2 separate regions of the Homo sapiens genome follow, and region 2 is linked to region 1. Evidence: chromatin loops called from intact Hi-C (ENCODE). Cell type or tissue: IMR-90. All regions are shown on one strand.

Region 1 (8,000 bases):
TGGCCTTTATAGCTCACAGTATTAGGGTTGAAAGAGAGCCAGAGAAGTAAAAGTGATTAATAACAAAGGGAGAGTAGAAAATAATTAACAGCCAAGCAAGAGGATGAAGCACCATATTGTTCAATTAATAAGCCAAGAGTCATCAGAAATTGTGGCTTATATTTGTTCTCTTGCTTACAAATCTTAATTACATGTGATTTTTTTGCCTATTTACTTGGGCATGCTGATTTTTATCTCTCCCAAATTCTTTCTCTTTGATTCATTATTTTGTCCTATTTATTACCTTTTCCTATTGTCAATTAAAAATATGTTTTAATTGACAAATAATGGTATATATTTATGGGGTACAATGTGATGTTTTGATATTTATGTACATATGGAATGATTAAACTATGCTTATTAACATACGTATCCCCTCACCTACTTACGTAATTAGCATAGAGGAGGGAGGAAGCCGGGGTTATCCTGTTTTCTAACCCCAAATATGTTGGCTCTCACTTCTTAGCCTCCTAACATTTCTAAGTTCCTCTCTGCTCCTCTTCATCTTATTCCCTTTGTAAATATAGTGCGAACTTTAAAATTCAGTTAGATATTTCTAATGTTGAGCCATCTATCTGTTCTTTTCTGCCTCTGAACTGTGTTTATTCTTTCTATCTTTCTTAGGACACTATGTATGTCTAGAAGAAACAAAGGAGACATTAAAAAAAGATCTTTTCCAGTAAGGGCAGGTGCAGACCTAGATAAGAAGTCTAGGAGTTCTTGGAGCAAGTCCAAGTAAAAACTTGGCCTTGCAAATATGCTGTATCGATGATTGTTATGTTCACATAGGAAATAAAAATAATGTGTTTTCCTTTCATTTAGTAATAATAATTTACCGAGCACTTGGATTGAGAGACACCATGCTAGGTACTCTGCCTTTATTAATTCACTTAATTATCCCAATAGTCTTATGAAATAGGCACTGTTATAGTCCCTGCTGTGTAGAGAAGGAATCTGAGGCATAGAGTGGTTGGTAACTTAGTGAGCGAGTAGTTGGACTGGGATTTGTATTTAGCCTGACTTCAACATCCTCACTCTTTGCCCTTTACTCTAGCACTCTTAAAAATGGCTCTGTGTGGACCATGGTCCTCCATGTGAAAGAATAGTTTTTCCCTTAGTTGGTTATTAAATTGAATGCTACAGAATTTCTTACTTGGATTGATATGGACAGTGCCAGGAAATCTCTCACAACATCCTTCTTTATTTGAAGTGTGGCAGAGTTGTCTCCTGTGCTTCAAATTTCAGGGACTTGAGACACATTTAGTATAATAGATGTGTTTAGAGTCAGGACTTTCCAGCCAATGGTGGTTTTTATTTTATTATTATTATTATTTGATTTTAGAAATGGAATCTTGCTATGTTGCCTTGGTTGGATTCAAACTCATGGGCTAAAGTGATCCACTCACCTTAGCCTCCCAAGTAGCTGGGATATAGGTGCATGCCAACACACCCAGCTCAATGGTATTTGAATAATTATCTATTCGACATGAAGAAATAAGGTCATATATGCAAAACTCTAGCCCTAAACACATGTAGATACACACACCTACACACATACCTTCGCACCTCAGTGAAGAAAACATCATGAATCTGAACCTTCTGCCTGTAGAGTCTGTACATGGTCTTTAAAGATTTCTCAACACTTAGCTTTAGAGCCATTTCAGTGAATCAAGAGTTCAAATAAAGCTATCTTGCTTTTCCTCAGCTAGTCTAATCACTTCTACATAACAGCAGCAAGTTGATGCCCAAAGAGGTCATTGACTTATTTGCTTTGGCTATTGGCCCCAAATCAGGCATCTGACAATTTTCAACTAAAGAACAAAAATAATGTCTTCTTCACAGAATTGGGAAATAATAAATTCAATCAGGCATGCAAGGCCCTTTACATAGTGCCCTACACATACTTGCCTCTCAGGAAATGGGACTTAAAAGGCAGGTTGCTGTCTCACCAACCTCAAACTCCATTGTTAGTAATGGTAGTAGAAGCAGTACAGAAGAAGGAAAAAGGGACACTGAGATAGGCGTTTGGAGACTCCCTACTCCAAGTCAGACTTCCATCTTTTGGCTTTCTCTGCTTTGGCAAACTACTTCTTCTTGCCTTGATTCCTTCCTTTTTAAAATAATGGCATTAGATTAGCAATAATTTTGAGTGTTTATAGATCATTCACTCACCAAAAATCTATAAACTTCACGGAGGCAGGCTTTTCTCTCAATTTTGCTGCAGCATTTCCAGTGTCAGACATGTATTTGGTGCTTTATTGCTGAATAAATAAATGACTCATCAACTAATAAATTCTGTAGATCTTGCCACCCACCCAGAGAAGCTGTATATTTAAAAAGTTGTGTCCACTCTTAGGGCCTCATGGACTTTAGGTCACTGGGCCTCAGGTTAGGAGTATATCACCTACAAATTTTCTTTTACTTTTAATGTTCTAGGAATCTACTAAAGGCCCTGTTAACATAGTGTGATGTAGAAGAAATCAAAGACACAAATAAATATATTTCTCATACTTATAGCTTGGAAGACTTAATATTGTTAAAATGCTCATACTACACAAAGTGATCCGTGGACTCAGTCCAATCTCTATCACAATTCCAGTGGAATTTTTTGCAGAAAGAGAGAAAACATCATAAAATATATATGAAATCTCAAGGGACCCTGAATAGCCAAAACAATCTAGAAAAAGAACAGAGGTAGAGGACCTTCTCTTCCTTGCTTCAATACATACTGCAAAACAGCAGTAATCAAGATGTTGTGGTACTGGCATAAAGACAGATACATAGACAAATGGAACAGAATAGAGAGACTGGATATGAACCTTTGCATATATGGGCAAATAATTTTTGACAAGTGTGCCAAGACTACACGAAGGGGAAAGCACAGTCTCTTCGATAGATGATGCTGGGAAAACTGGATATACACATGGAAAAGAATGAAGTCACCATTACCTTATAGCATTTAAAAATTAACTCAAAATCAATTGAAGACCTACATTAAAAATGTAAAACTATAAACCTCTCAGAAGAAAACATGGCAGAAAATGTTCAGGACATTGGAATTGGCAATGATTTCTTAAATATGAAACCCAAAGCACAGGCAACAAGAGAAATTGGAACCCATTATGCAAACTAGTATGGAGGCTCCTCAAAAAGCCAAATATTTAATTACCATGTTATGATTCAGCAATCCCACTTCTGAGTATATATCGCAAAGAATTCAAAGCAGAATCTCAAAGACATATTCACACACCTATGTTCTTTGTAGTTTTATTCACAATAGCTGATACGTGAAAGCAACCCAGATGTCCATCGACAGATGAATAGATAAGCAAAATGCAGTAGAGACATACAGTGGAATATTATGCAGCTTTAAAACAGGAAGGACATCCTCTTACATGTGTTGTAATATGGATGAACGTCGAGGACATTATGCTAAGCAAAATAAGCCAATCACAAAAGGACAAAAAAGTACTGCATGATTCCATTTAGACATGAAATATCTAAAATAGTCAGAATCATAGAAAGTAGAAAGATGATTGCTGAGGGCTGAGGCAGGGAGAAGGAATTATTGATTGATGGGCGTAGAGTTTCAACTTTGCAAAATAAAAAGTTCCAAAGATCTGTTGCACAACAATGTGAATACATTTAACGCTACTGAACTGTGTACATAAAACAGTAAATTTAATGCTATGTAGGTTTTTAACACAATAAAAAAGTAAATAAAATGGTATAATGGAGCATGACACTCAAGTACACAATGACATATATCACTGTTATTTTTAAAACAGTATGTTTGATATTTTGAAAAACTGAGGAACAGAAAGTATCATCTTTGTGCAAGCTGTAGCCCAGAACATGCTTTCAGTAAACATGCTGACATCTTTCTTCACTCCCACTGTAGCAATGAGCAAAGCTGCCATCATAACACAATGTCAAGATGTCTTACGTTGACATTAAAGTGTAACCATAGGAGGTTTTGGTTGGAGGCCCACGGTTTAACAGAGAAACCAGTTTATGGCAAATTTGCCAACATCATAGGACCATGGACATTGCAAATGAGTCCAGTCTAGGAGGTAAAGCAATGAGTGTTTCCTAAGGGGAAAATGTGTTACTAAAATCAAATTAAAATCGAATGAATGCCTCATGCTGCAGGAGGGAAGAGGACAAGCCCATAATTCCCTAGTTTTTTTTTTTTTAATCTAATAAGTGCTTTATCACTTTCAGTTTTCTCAGCTCGAGCCAGGGATATTTTGGAGTTATTATGACATTTGAAAGAATGCTGAGTTTTTGATCTTGTCAGGACTGAAAGTGCTTTATAAATGTCAGAGTTGGTGTGTGGGAATCTAGGGCACAGCTCCAGTGTGTACCTTGTGAGTCAGCTAATGAGGCCACAGGAGAGCAGCCATCTGAGCAGCTCCCTGAGTGGTCCTGACTTCCAAAACAGCTTTCTGGTCTGCTCAGCAAAAGAGTTTCACGTTGTTGTTGTTGTTGAATTGCGAATGAGTATTCAGGTTTAGATTAAGTCATTCCCAGAACTCTCATTGAAAACATTTCTAATACTCTGGTTGCCTCTTTGTTGGAGGGAAGATAACCCACAGGGGGTTCTTTCTTGGCCTTTGCCGTTAAAGTGATCTCTCCATTGATTGTGGCCCCACTCACCACTTAACTCCTCCTGGATGGTTTCCTTAAACTGGATTATTATTCTTTGACTCATCAGAATTTAGCAATGTTCTCAGTGTAATTCACAGTATGTAATAGTAGGCTTTACATAAATACTTACTCAGTGAATGAATAGAAGCCAGACTGTTTTACAATTTTAAATTTGGCCATGATTCTGATGTTGCTTATATGGCCTCTGATTAAATGGGTCTGAGCTTCACTACGGCCTGTGAGATTATTGAAAGAGGTGTTAGGCTAATGATAAGCCTTGCAGTTGTTATAGTTTGTTTTTAGCACTGAGATTTCTTGACCCTCAATGATCAAAGAAACTAAGGCCATAGAGAAGCATTCATACTGGAAGAGACAGTCAAAGTCTCTTCTAAAGCATTTCATTTAGAGAAAAGTTATTGGTTCCAAATAAGGTGACAGCTCCCAGGTTTTGAAGATGTAGATCAACTGACTGCTTCATGTAGGGTCTCACAGGGGTGTCAGAATCAAGGCACAATGGAGAGTACTCAGTGTGTTCATGAAAACGCAGTGGAGTAGCAGAGGTTCCTTTTTTTTTTTTTTTTTTTCAATTAAAAAGACTGCAGTTTAAACCTGATTGGAGTTAATGCAGTTGGGCATGGACAGGGAGGTACCCTGTTTCTGTATGCCTCTTGTGACATAACAGTGTTTCCCAAAGTGAATTCTAGGTAAGGCTGATTGTAAAGGTTTTAATTTTCTACAAAAATTGAATTTTCATAGGCAAGCAAGTTTGAGAAATACAGGTTTTAACAAAGTAAGAATTATTAAAGCTTTGATATACTTACATGCCTTGAGACTCTGTCAGATTTGAAAGGATGCATCATATCCCAAAGATTTTAATCATAAAACTTTTTAAATTAAGAATATCCCAGAATTAGTGTTTTATAGAAGCCATGTGGGGAAACTATACTCTATAATTTGGAATGCAAATCCACATGTACTTTTCATTAGTGCCTCTATTTGCTGTGGCATTTTCTGTATCATTTGTTCAATTATGTTATATCTGTATCCTCTTTTTGCAAATCTTTAACTATTTGGATATTAAACCTAGATTGTAGGGACTTACAATTTAAATTCTTCAAGATCACCATAAGAATGAAGACCACAACATAACAGTATTTTCTATTGACTGCGCAAATAACAAACTACAAAGGCATTGTTCCTATGTAGTTCGATATTTGAGATTGATGAATAGTGGCATCAAAGGATAGGTTTTGAGACATGTACTTGATTGCTTGCATGGCTATATCATTACATATTCTTAGAATTATAAAGGTATTTAATGATTGTATGTCCCGACCACTTATTCATTTATTCTTTCATCCCACATTTACTGAACTGTATTACTATGTTCCTGACACTGTGCTTTATACTATGGAAATAAAGATGGATCATCATCTGTATTCGTGTCTGATTTGTAAAGTCCCTCAAAATAATTTATAGACAGTTCCTGGAGACTTCTAGCTGGAAATGAGCTTTCTTTTCATCCATTAAGACTCTGAAAAGGCCAACTGCTGAAATAACTTGTCCAATATTACAGTTAATTAGCGGCAGTGGAGAAAACAGGACCCAGATATTCAGGATCTAGGCAGTGCTCCATCCAGTACTATGACATAGCATAAACATGAGGAGGTAATTTTTTAAAACCAATGATTGAGTTTGTATGACTGGGAATAGAAATTTTTCCAAGTTGGAAAATATATTGAGATCTTAATCCAGTGAATATTTATTGCATATGTATCATGTGCTAAATATTATTTAGTGTTTAAGTCCAAGTTCTCATCAAACTTATATTCCAGTGGCTTCCATATTGCTTAAGACTAGAAATATTGTTTAAATTCATAACTACATTGATGGTTATTAGAGATACCCATAAAAGCCAAGAGTGTGGTTGTGGAAGGTGTCATCCCATTTAGTGTTTTGTTTCTTTTCCTGACTTACTCCTCAACAAGTGTTACTGGACCTGCAGCTCCAGAAGAAAAACAAGCTTAAGAGTGAGGAAATTTTCTCCCTTATGGGGTGGCCAGCACAGAGCTTTTTGTTATGTAGTAAGAATAATACTCCAAAATGATGGTTATGGTGGTGACTTTGTAGCTCATGTGAATCAGATATAATTAATTCACATCATTTCTTGAGGGCTTGCGGTGTGTATATTGTTATATGCTAAGTATGGTGGGTGATACAAATATATATATAAGGTATCCTAGTGAAAGATGTCACAGTTTAACTAGTTTAGCCAACACACTCATACACACACACACACACACACACACACACACAATATCATGTGAACTAGAGTGATTTTTTGATTGATACTACATGATTACATGCCAAATGAATGATGTAGGCATATACGTGTCAGCGTATGGGATCTTGGCAAGTTATGTCACCCTTCTCAGCCTCACTTTCTTCATCTGAGAGAAAGGGGTGATAACAGTATCTCATGAAATTGTTGTGAGGAATAAATATAGTTATATAGCTGCTCATATGGGGCACATTATGTAACTGGTATTAAACAAACTGGTTTGTGTTTTTCTTTATCTTCACAATTGGAGAGGCAAGATCACAATGAAATAGCAAGATGTAAGTCGTAAGTAGCTACTTAAAAATAAGTGGCAGAGGCTTATAATTCGAGTGTAAACTTTTCTCCACTGTGTTATCTGACAATGAGTAATGTAGGAATACAGGTATTGCTACAACCGTGATCTCAAAAGACCAGAGAAATTGTCACAGAAGGCACAGAGATGTTGAATCTTGAGATATTAGCAATGAGATGGACATATATTATTTTCACCTGAACAATATCAATTGCTGTTTTGCTGTTTTTCTATAATAGCATATAGATTTTTACTGTGGTAAACTGCCCTTCCTCCATCAGAGTGGGAGGTAAATCAAAAGCTCATGGTGCATTCCCAAAACAGACTTCAGAACTTCCAGACACCCAGACTTCCTCTGCTTATCTGGTCACTTTCTTTCTGAAAGCCTTGAGTTTTCAGGGATACTCCATGATCCTGCATTAAATTGCTTTTATGGGTAGGCTGGTAAGAGTTAAGATTCTTTTGTTGGAAGCTGCAGAAACAAACTAATACAGGTTACAGTTGACATAAAATAGTAGCACAAACAATGGCAAATAAATGAAGAATTACGAGACACAATGAGTAGATAAGACTAATAAAAGGCAATGTTTATGCTGAAGAATAGTAGAAGAGAAGCTTAGAAAGGTTGAATTAAGCTAGATTGTTGCAGATTTTGAAAGACAATCATACAGGCTGTCA
Region 2 (8,000 bases), 110 kb after region 1:
TATTTTTTATTTTTTTCTTGAGAGCCAGTGTATTGACCTATAGTTACAAATGAATGTAAAGTAACAGTTCCATGCCATAGCTAGCTAAGGGCATGAGTAGGAAAAGAAAACAGATCTTCTGACCCCTATTCCAGGGCTGTTTCTGAGATACCCAGTATCACAGGAAGGCAAAGGAAATTTGCACTTGTTGCATGCCTACACGTACCAAAGGTACTCATGTAGGTTAGGTGGTTTTATTCTCACAAAGACTCTGAGAAGTTAGAATTCTGTCTCCATTTTTCAGGTGTAGACACTAGTCAGAAAGGAAATTTTTTGGTCCCAAAACATTTATTTATTGAGTGGCAGGGCCACAGTTCTCAGATACATAGATCCAGCTTTTTCCCTTCTACCATACTGACATTTATTTTGTGACCTTGAATGTCACTTCCTTGAACATAAATTTCTTTACTGATATACTTAGAAAAAGGTAATCCTTAGCTACCACATAGGGATTCTAAAACCCAAGTGAAACACTGTGTGTGTGAATACATTTTATAAATTACAAAGTGCTATTAAAATTACATTAGTCTATTACTCATATAAAATATTAAATCATGACACCACTCTGCTTCAATTGCATATTCATTAATAGCAATGAGAAGCAGTTTAGCATAGCAATTAAGGACACAGACTTTATCATCAGACAGGCTTGAGTTGGATCCCATCTTTATCTCTTACCCACTATTCCACTATGTGATTTGGGGCAGCTATGTAACCTCTCTGTACCTCAGTTTCCTCATTTATAAAATGGGGATAATTCTAACTCCTAACTCGTAGAATTTTTATAAAGATTAAGTAATACATGAAAAGCATTTAACATGGTTCCAGGTGAAGTGTTAGCTCTTAAGAAAATTAGTTGGAATTAGGATCATTATCTTACTCACTGCACTCACTTAACCAGCCCCATAAGAAAATTGTCTCAGCTCCCTATTTCTTACAGACACTGGATAGATGACTATTCGTTTATTTTTTAACTAACTTTGAGCTTAATTTGTTTACAAAGCCCTTGACAGTACTTCTCTTTCAATCCATATTTGTTTTGTTTTGTTTTCTGATTTTCTTTCTTCTCTCATCTTCTCTAAGCCATCTGTCTCAGAACTGTGGAAATCTAGCTTTGTCCCTCATGGCTTAAGCATGCTTTTATTTGCCTCCTCTTTCTTCTTTTCCCTCTGCCTTCTTGTCTTCCTTGAGAATTTGTTGACTGACATCACATCCATTTAACAAATAATGATGAGTTAATGATTCACAGTGCTTGAAGTTTCATATGGTAAAAAAAAAGCCTGTATCTTTCATCTTAAAAGCTGTGAAGACATTTCTCTTAAATTTTAAAAGATTCAGATTTAAAAGAGAATTTTAAAGTTGTACATAATTTGTACTTGATTTCTCACCTTTTTTTGTTTTCTATTTCTTTATTTTTTCTGCTTTTTCTCTGGAAGTAGTTGTCAACATCATTTTTTGATTTTGTGTGTGTGAGGTAAAGAGAGATACTGTCATTAAAGCAGCTAGTACACAGTGAGTACTTAGTAAATGTTGGCTGCTATGGTTATATGTAAATATTATGCTGATAAAGACAGCCTGTGCATCTTCTCCAATTCTAACCACAAAACATTATATCCATAAGGGTAAAGTCTCCTGAAATAAATCTAAGTACCTCCGAATGTCTGTGGGAAATCTGATTTAAGGTAGTAAAGCTATCTGAGTCTTAATAGCTGAAGGAGTTTGTTACTTAAATGGCTAGTTTGTTGGTTCATAACATTTTAGGGTACTAGGATCATAGTCTGCTGAAGTGGTAGGTATCTCCATTAAGTCAATGCCATTAACAATTTATTCCTTCTTGAATGTAGACTCCACAATTGGAATTTTAGATTTCGCTACTAATGTGTAATTTACTCTGGAATTTGTAAAAATGCTGTTCATTTTAGCTTCCTGAAAATATGCATAAAAATGCAGCACAGGCCGTGACATCTACTTTTTTTCAATTAAGTATTTGGGTATCTTTTCTATTATCACCTTTTTATACGTCCTGAAAATCTTAGCCCACAATTCCTGAAAATCTTCAGAAATTGCAATTCCATGATCATTGAATCTGTGATAAGATGGTTCATGATCCCTATAGTTACACACAATAAAGAGCAAAGAGTGCTTAGGGAAAAAGCCAGTTTAGTCAAAAATATAAAATTAATGAAACATAAACAAAAGGCCAAATCTATAGGAGGGTCACTGTATTGGTGAGGTTTATTCCAGTTGAACGTTAAGGATGTGATGTTCGAGGCTATACTAATCAGTATAGCTGTTTAAACATTTTCTGTCTTGTGAAACTTAGTCTATAAAGACTAAACCTGATAATAAAATTTAGATGTAAGCTGCATTGGTTGGTAAGCACTTTAGGTATTTAGGCAGGGCATAAAGTAAATACAAAATTTAAGATTAAGATTTATGAGTCAAAATTAACTATAATATAGACATTGCATTATATTAAACTGTCTATTCTACTAGTATTATAATTACCAATACCATCATTTTGGGTACAGTTTTCTGGTCTTCTCTCCATCTTTTATTCCATCATCTAACAATTATTATAGTGTCTACTCCAGCCTAGGCAGTATGCTAGGCGTTGGTGAACACAGATGAACAGAACAGACACTGTGCATTGTTCTCAAGAGCTGACAGTCTAGCTGTACATTCAGATAAACTAAGTGACAACAATAAATAATGGCAAGTAGTATGAAAGGAAAATCATAAGATTTTGGTAGAGAACATAGCAGAGGACTTAACATAGAACTGGGTAAAGAGGGAAGAGAGGGAAGAGAAGTCTTGTGGAAGAAGGGACCTGTCAGCTATTTCCTTCAGCAGTTATACAGGAGGCATAAGGTGCATTCCATTCAGTGCTTTATAATTCATATTAGTAAGACTACGGATTTTTTTCAGTTACATTACTTTTTCCCCTAGCTTCATTGAGATGATTGACAATTAAATATGGTAGATATTTAAAGTGTGCAATGTAATGATTTGATGTATGTATATGTTGAGAAATAATCACCACAATCAATCTAATTAACATAGCCATTACCTCACATAGTTACCATTTTTTCTGTTTGTGTGGTGGGTACACTTGAAATCTCTCTTAGCAAATTCCAAGGACAGAAAGCATTATTATTAATTACAGTTACCATGTTGTCCATTAAGTCTCCAATACCTATTCATTTTGTATGGGATTATTTGTACTCTTTCACCAATATCTCTCCTTATACCCTACCTACCACCCCCTTGTAACCACCATTCTACTCTCTGTTACTTTGAGTCTGATTTTTTTTTTTTAGATTCCACATATAAGTAGAATCATGCAGTATTTGTCTTTCTGTGTCTGGCTTATTTCACTTAACACAATATCCTTCAGATTTATCCAGGTTGTCACAAATGGCAGCAGGATTTACCTTGTTTTTAAGGCTGAACAGTATTGTACTGTGTGTATCAATCACATTTTCTTTAACCACTCATTGGTTGATGGATGCTCAAGTCATTTTCATTTTGTGACTATTATGAATAATGCTGCAAAGAACATGGGAGGGTAAGCATCTCTTCAAGATAGTGATTTTTCCTTTGGATGTATACACACAAGTGAGTTTATTGGATCATATGATAGTTCTATTTATATATTTTTTAGGAATTCCCATGCTGTTTTTAATAATGATCATACCAATTTACTTTCCCATCAGCAATATGCAAGGGTTCTCTTTTCTGTACATCCTTGCCAATGCATATATATATTTTTTGTCTTTTTGATAGTAGCCATCCTAACAGATGTGAGATAACTCATTGTGCTTTTGGTTTGGATATCCCTGATGATTAATGACTTTGAGTATGTTTTCATGTCCCTGTTAGCCATTTGTATGTCTTTGGGAAAATATTCATATCTTTGCCCATTTTTATTCAGATTTTTTCTTACCAAGTTTTATGAGTTCTTAAATATTTTGGATATTAACCCCTTATCAAATATATGGTTTTCTAGCCAGAGCAATTAAGGAAGAAAAAACATAAAAGTCATCCAAATCAGAAAGGAAGAAGTAGAACTGTCTCTGTTTGAGGAGTGTATTAACTTATACGTAGAAAGCCCTGAAGACTTCATCAAAAAAACTGCTAGAACTAATAAATGAATTTCATAAAGTTATAGGATGCAAAGTCAACATACAAAAATCAGATGAGTTTCTCTACACTATAGCAAACTTCCCAAAATAGGAATCAGAAAAACAGTTCCCTAGCATCAAAAATATAACTAGAAATAAATTTAACCAAGAAAGTGCAATATCTATACACTGAAAACTATAAAACATTGGCGAATGAAATTGAAGAAGACATAATTAAATAGAAAATAGCCTATGTTCATAAATTGGAAGAATTAATATTGTCAAAATGTCCATATTACCCAGAGTAATTTACAGATTAAATTCAATCCCTACCAAAATTTCAATGGTATTTTTTATAGGAATAGGAAAACACAAAAATAATAGGAATCACAAAAGACCTCAAATAACTAAAACAATCTTGAGCAAGCAGAACAAAGTTGGAGGCAGCACACTCCCTGATTTCAAATTATATTGTAAAGATATTGTAATCAAAACAGTATGATACTTGCATAAACACAGACACATAAGCCACATGGAACAGAATAGTGAGCCCAGGAATAAACTCATCTGTATGATGTGTGGTCAACTATTTTTTAACAAAGATGCCAAGATTACATAATGGAGAAAGGATAGTCTCTTCAATAAATGATATTGGAAAGTTCAGACTTTATCCTGTGAGAGATGGGAACTAAGAGTGAAACCTACACTGTCTAAAGATTAAAGAGTACATTGTCAAAGGGCTGAATGAGGGAGATTGGAGGCAGAGACAGTAAATGATTGTCCAACCCAGATGATTGATAATAGAGGCCTGGATTCAATTAGTTTTAAGAGAGGATCCATTGAAGAATTGTTATTGAACATTGTTTTCTTACTTAGGAAATAAACTAGAATGACATAGTTTTGCTATCTAGAGTTACAACAATGAGTCTGGTCTGTAAATGTACCCTCTAAATCATAAGAATTAATTGTGATAATTAAGTCACTGGAAAATGGCAAAAATAAGGGTAGAATTTGGTTGGCTTTGAGTGTAAACACTTGCTACCAAAGCGTACCTATTCTGAATCTATTTAAATATCAACTAATGGGGTGGCTCACAAAATAGATAATTTAGTAATATCTGCTAATATTTGAAGATTTGGTATGTAAGAGCACAATAAGCACTCGATGCATGTTAGGTATGGTTATGTATATAAGAGCCACTTTTACTGAGATTATTTTGTTAAGGCCTTGCACAACCATAGGAGATGGCTGCTGTTCTACTTTACAGAGGAGAACTCAGGGATAAGACAGTTTAATAACAGGATCTTCTGATGAAGAAGACAATAATCCAGACTGCCAAATTCCACACTAGAGCCAAGAAATTCTAACTTCTACAAATCACAAACATGATCGCAATTTCAAAAGTTTTGCCTTACACAGTTTTCCATAACTGAAGGTTAAGAATACCTTCAGGTTAATGGTGTTAAAACTAAAAGGCTATAGTTTCAAAATTACATAAAGTATTCACATGATGTGTTGAAATGCAGTGAACTCCAAAAATCTTTCCAAAACCCCAAATATAGTTTTTCAGTGTGGAAATGTTCTGTGTTTTGATTTTGCTCTTAAAAAGCAGAAATTGTGTTGATACTAATCATGTCACTACAAAATGATGTTTGACTTCATCTTTTACGTTGAGCTCAAGTACTGCTGTGGCTCTTGTAATAATAGAATATTAAAGTGTTTCTTTAGGATAAAATACTGATGTACGATAAGATCTTAGTGAGAGAGGATGAATGAAGTGGCTCAACACCCATGATCTCTTATAAATGTGACAAATGGCATGGGTAGAGAATTGACCCATTTATCTAACTGTAAACCCTTGCCAATTCATTATTCTATATGCTATGTCTGGGAATTTGAAGATATTATAGTAGTTATTTATGAGCAAGTCTCTTTCCTTGGAGTTCTCACAGAATGTCTTTCACAAGTTCAGTGAAGAGACTTAGAAAGCTGATTCTATCAACTCAGCAAGAGAGGTTCTATCTCTCAATGATAGACTCACACATTAACCAACTTCATGAGATTGATGTCTAAATTAGAAATACAAATTTTTAAATTTAGCATGAGAAATAGTATCACATGCATAGGAATAGCTAAATCTTCTCTTCCTCTAAGAAGATCTATGCAACAAGAAGGAACATAATGAAAAGGATAATTAATGCATTTAAACTCAGAAAAAGGAGAGTTAGATAAAAAGGATTCTTTAATGGCAGCAGGCTAAGTCAGCCCAACAGGTATAATTTTGTCAGTGGTACTAGAGACAGTGAAAGTCCTCCCCACAAAGTCTTGTAAGTACCTTGAGGATAAGGACCCTGTTTTGTATCTATCATATCTCCAATCCCTGGAACAGACCAACCACTCACTAAATATGAGGAGAGTTCATTGGCTAAGACTCCTTTATTCAGTGCTTGAATGAACTCTTCGTACTTTTTTATGGCTCTCATTCCTTCTATGCATCCATGAATGACCTCTTTTTTTTTTTTTTTTGAGACAAAGTCTCACTCTGTCACCTAGGCTGGATGGAGTGAAGTGGAGTGATCTTGGCTCACTGCAACCTCTACCTCTCGGGTTCAAGTGATTCTCCTGCCTCAGCATCCTGAGTAGCTGGGATTACAGTTGTGTGCCCCCTCGCCTGGCTCAGTTTTGTATTTTTAGTAGAAATGGGGTTTCACCACGTTGGCCAGGCTGGTCTCGAACTCCTGACCTCAGGTGATCCGCCTGCCTTGGCCTCCCAAAGTGCTGGGATTACAGGCATGAGTCACCGCATTTGGCCTCTTGGATGACCTCTTAAATGGCACATTCTTTCGTTAGATGTGCCAGCATAGTTGAGTTGGAGTCTGATATGCTCATCAAGTAGCCAATCTGTCTCTTTATGCTTTTTATTTCTGTTTTTGTCAATTTCTTTCTGCTTTTTGGCGGGGAGAATCAGGGCATGCCAATAAAGCCCCTATGTGCATTTTACATGAAATATATTTCTTTGTATCTATTACATCAGCACTCCATCCTAAGATACGATATAATGCAGCTCAGCCAGACTGGCCCAGTCTGTTGCTTCTAACAGTTTCTGCTAATTATGAGAGATGAGGCTCAGGATGTTAAAACTGTGTTGAAGTTGATCAAACTGGAAGCCTTGGGGAAAATCCCTTACCATTAAACCCTACAATCCACTGAAAATACAGGAATGTTTTTCTTCAATTCATTCCAGCAGATATTTAATGAGCACTTGATCTGTTAAGTGCAGGGTTAAAGGCAAATGAGACCATTTTTGCCTGCCTTTAACTTGGAATAACATTCTGTTTTTGGACTCATATTTTAATTTTTTAATAGCCTTATCTATTTACATTTAGTGTTTATTCACTTACCACTTAGGAATGCTAAAAAGGACTTCCTCATTGCTTAAGAAGAAGTAAGGAGAGAAGTAGGTAACCAGATAATGCATCTTGAAACACAAATTGTATTTTAGGAAGTGAAGCCCCAGCAGTAATTTCCCATAGTGAGTGAAGAGGTGATACAGTGAATCATCTCCTAGAATCACAATCTTTGCCCTACGAGGCAGCTAGGTATCAGAAAATGGGAATCTTTTGCCCAATTCCTCTATTACCTATCTGTGTGATTTTGACCATATCACGTCTTCTTTTCAGTTTTCAGTTGTCTCATACAAGTAATGAAAAGGTTGGACTTGATGACATATTATTTCCTTTTACATCAGAATACGCTACAGCTCACCAGTTGAGAGATTTAAAATTATATAAAGTTATTTTCTCTGCAATCCATTGCGGAAAGGATATCAGGAATTAC

Evidence for each region. Hi-C counts contacts between places; a loop is a spot of excess contacts. Peaks named below come from ENCODE experiments on the same cell type or tissue, not always from the same donor. Only the 100,000 strongest peaks of a DNase experiment are listed, where the experiment ranks them.
Region 2: a loop joins it to region 1, with 2.0 times the contacts of the local background. A loop is called at or near these places in 2 of 110 quality-filtered maps.

Annotation. Positions count from the first base shown.
Region 1 is chr5:156,197,500-156,205,499 of GRCh38, forward strand. It overlaps a transcript of SGCD not described here. Among named protein-coding and RNA genes, the nearest start is that of SGCD, 130 kb to the right of the region's middle. RefSeq lists a silencer at 4,370-4,532. In IMR-90, no CTCF peak of the experiment used is centred here; DNase peaks (open chromatin) are centred at 4,432 and 4,762; H3K4me3 peaks cover 419 bases; H3K27ac peaks cover 722 bases.
Region 2 is chr5:156,311,921-156,319,920 of GRCh38, forward strand. The region is part of intron 2 of LOC124901120 (a long non-coding RNA gene); the gene reads right to left. It also overlaps a transcript of SGCD not described here. Among named protein-coding and RNA genes, the nearest start is that of SGCD, 11 kb to the right of the region's middle. In IMR-90, no CTCF peak of the experiment used is centred here; no DNase peak of the experiment used is centred here.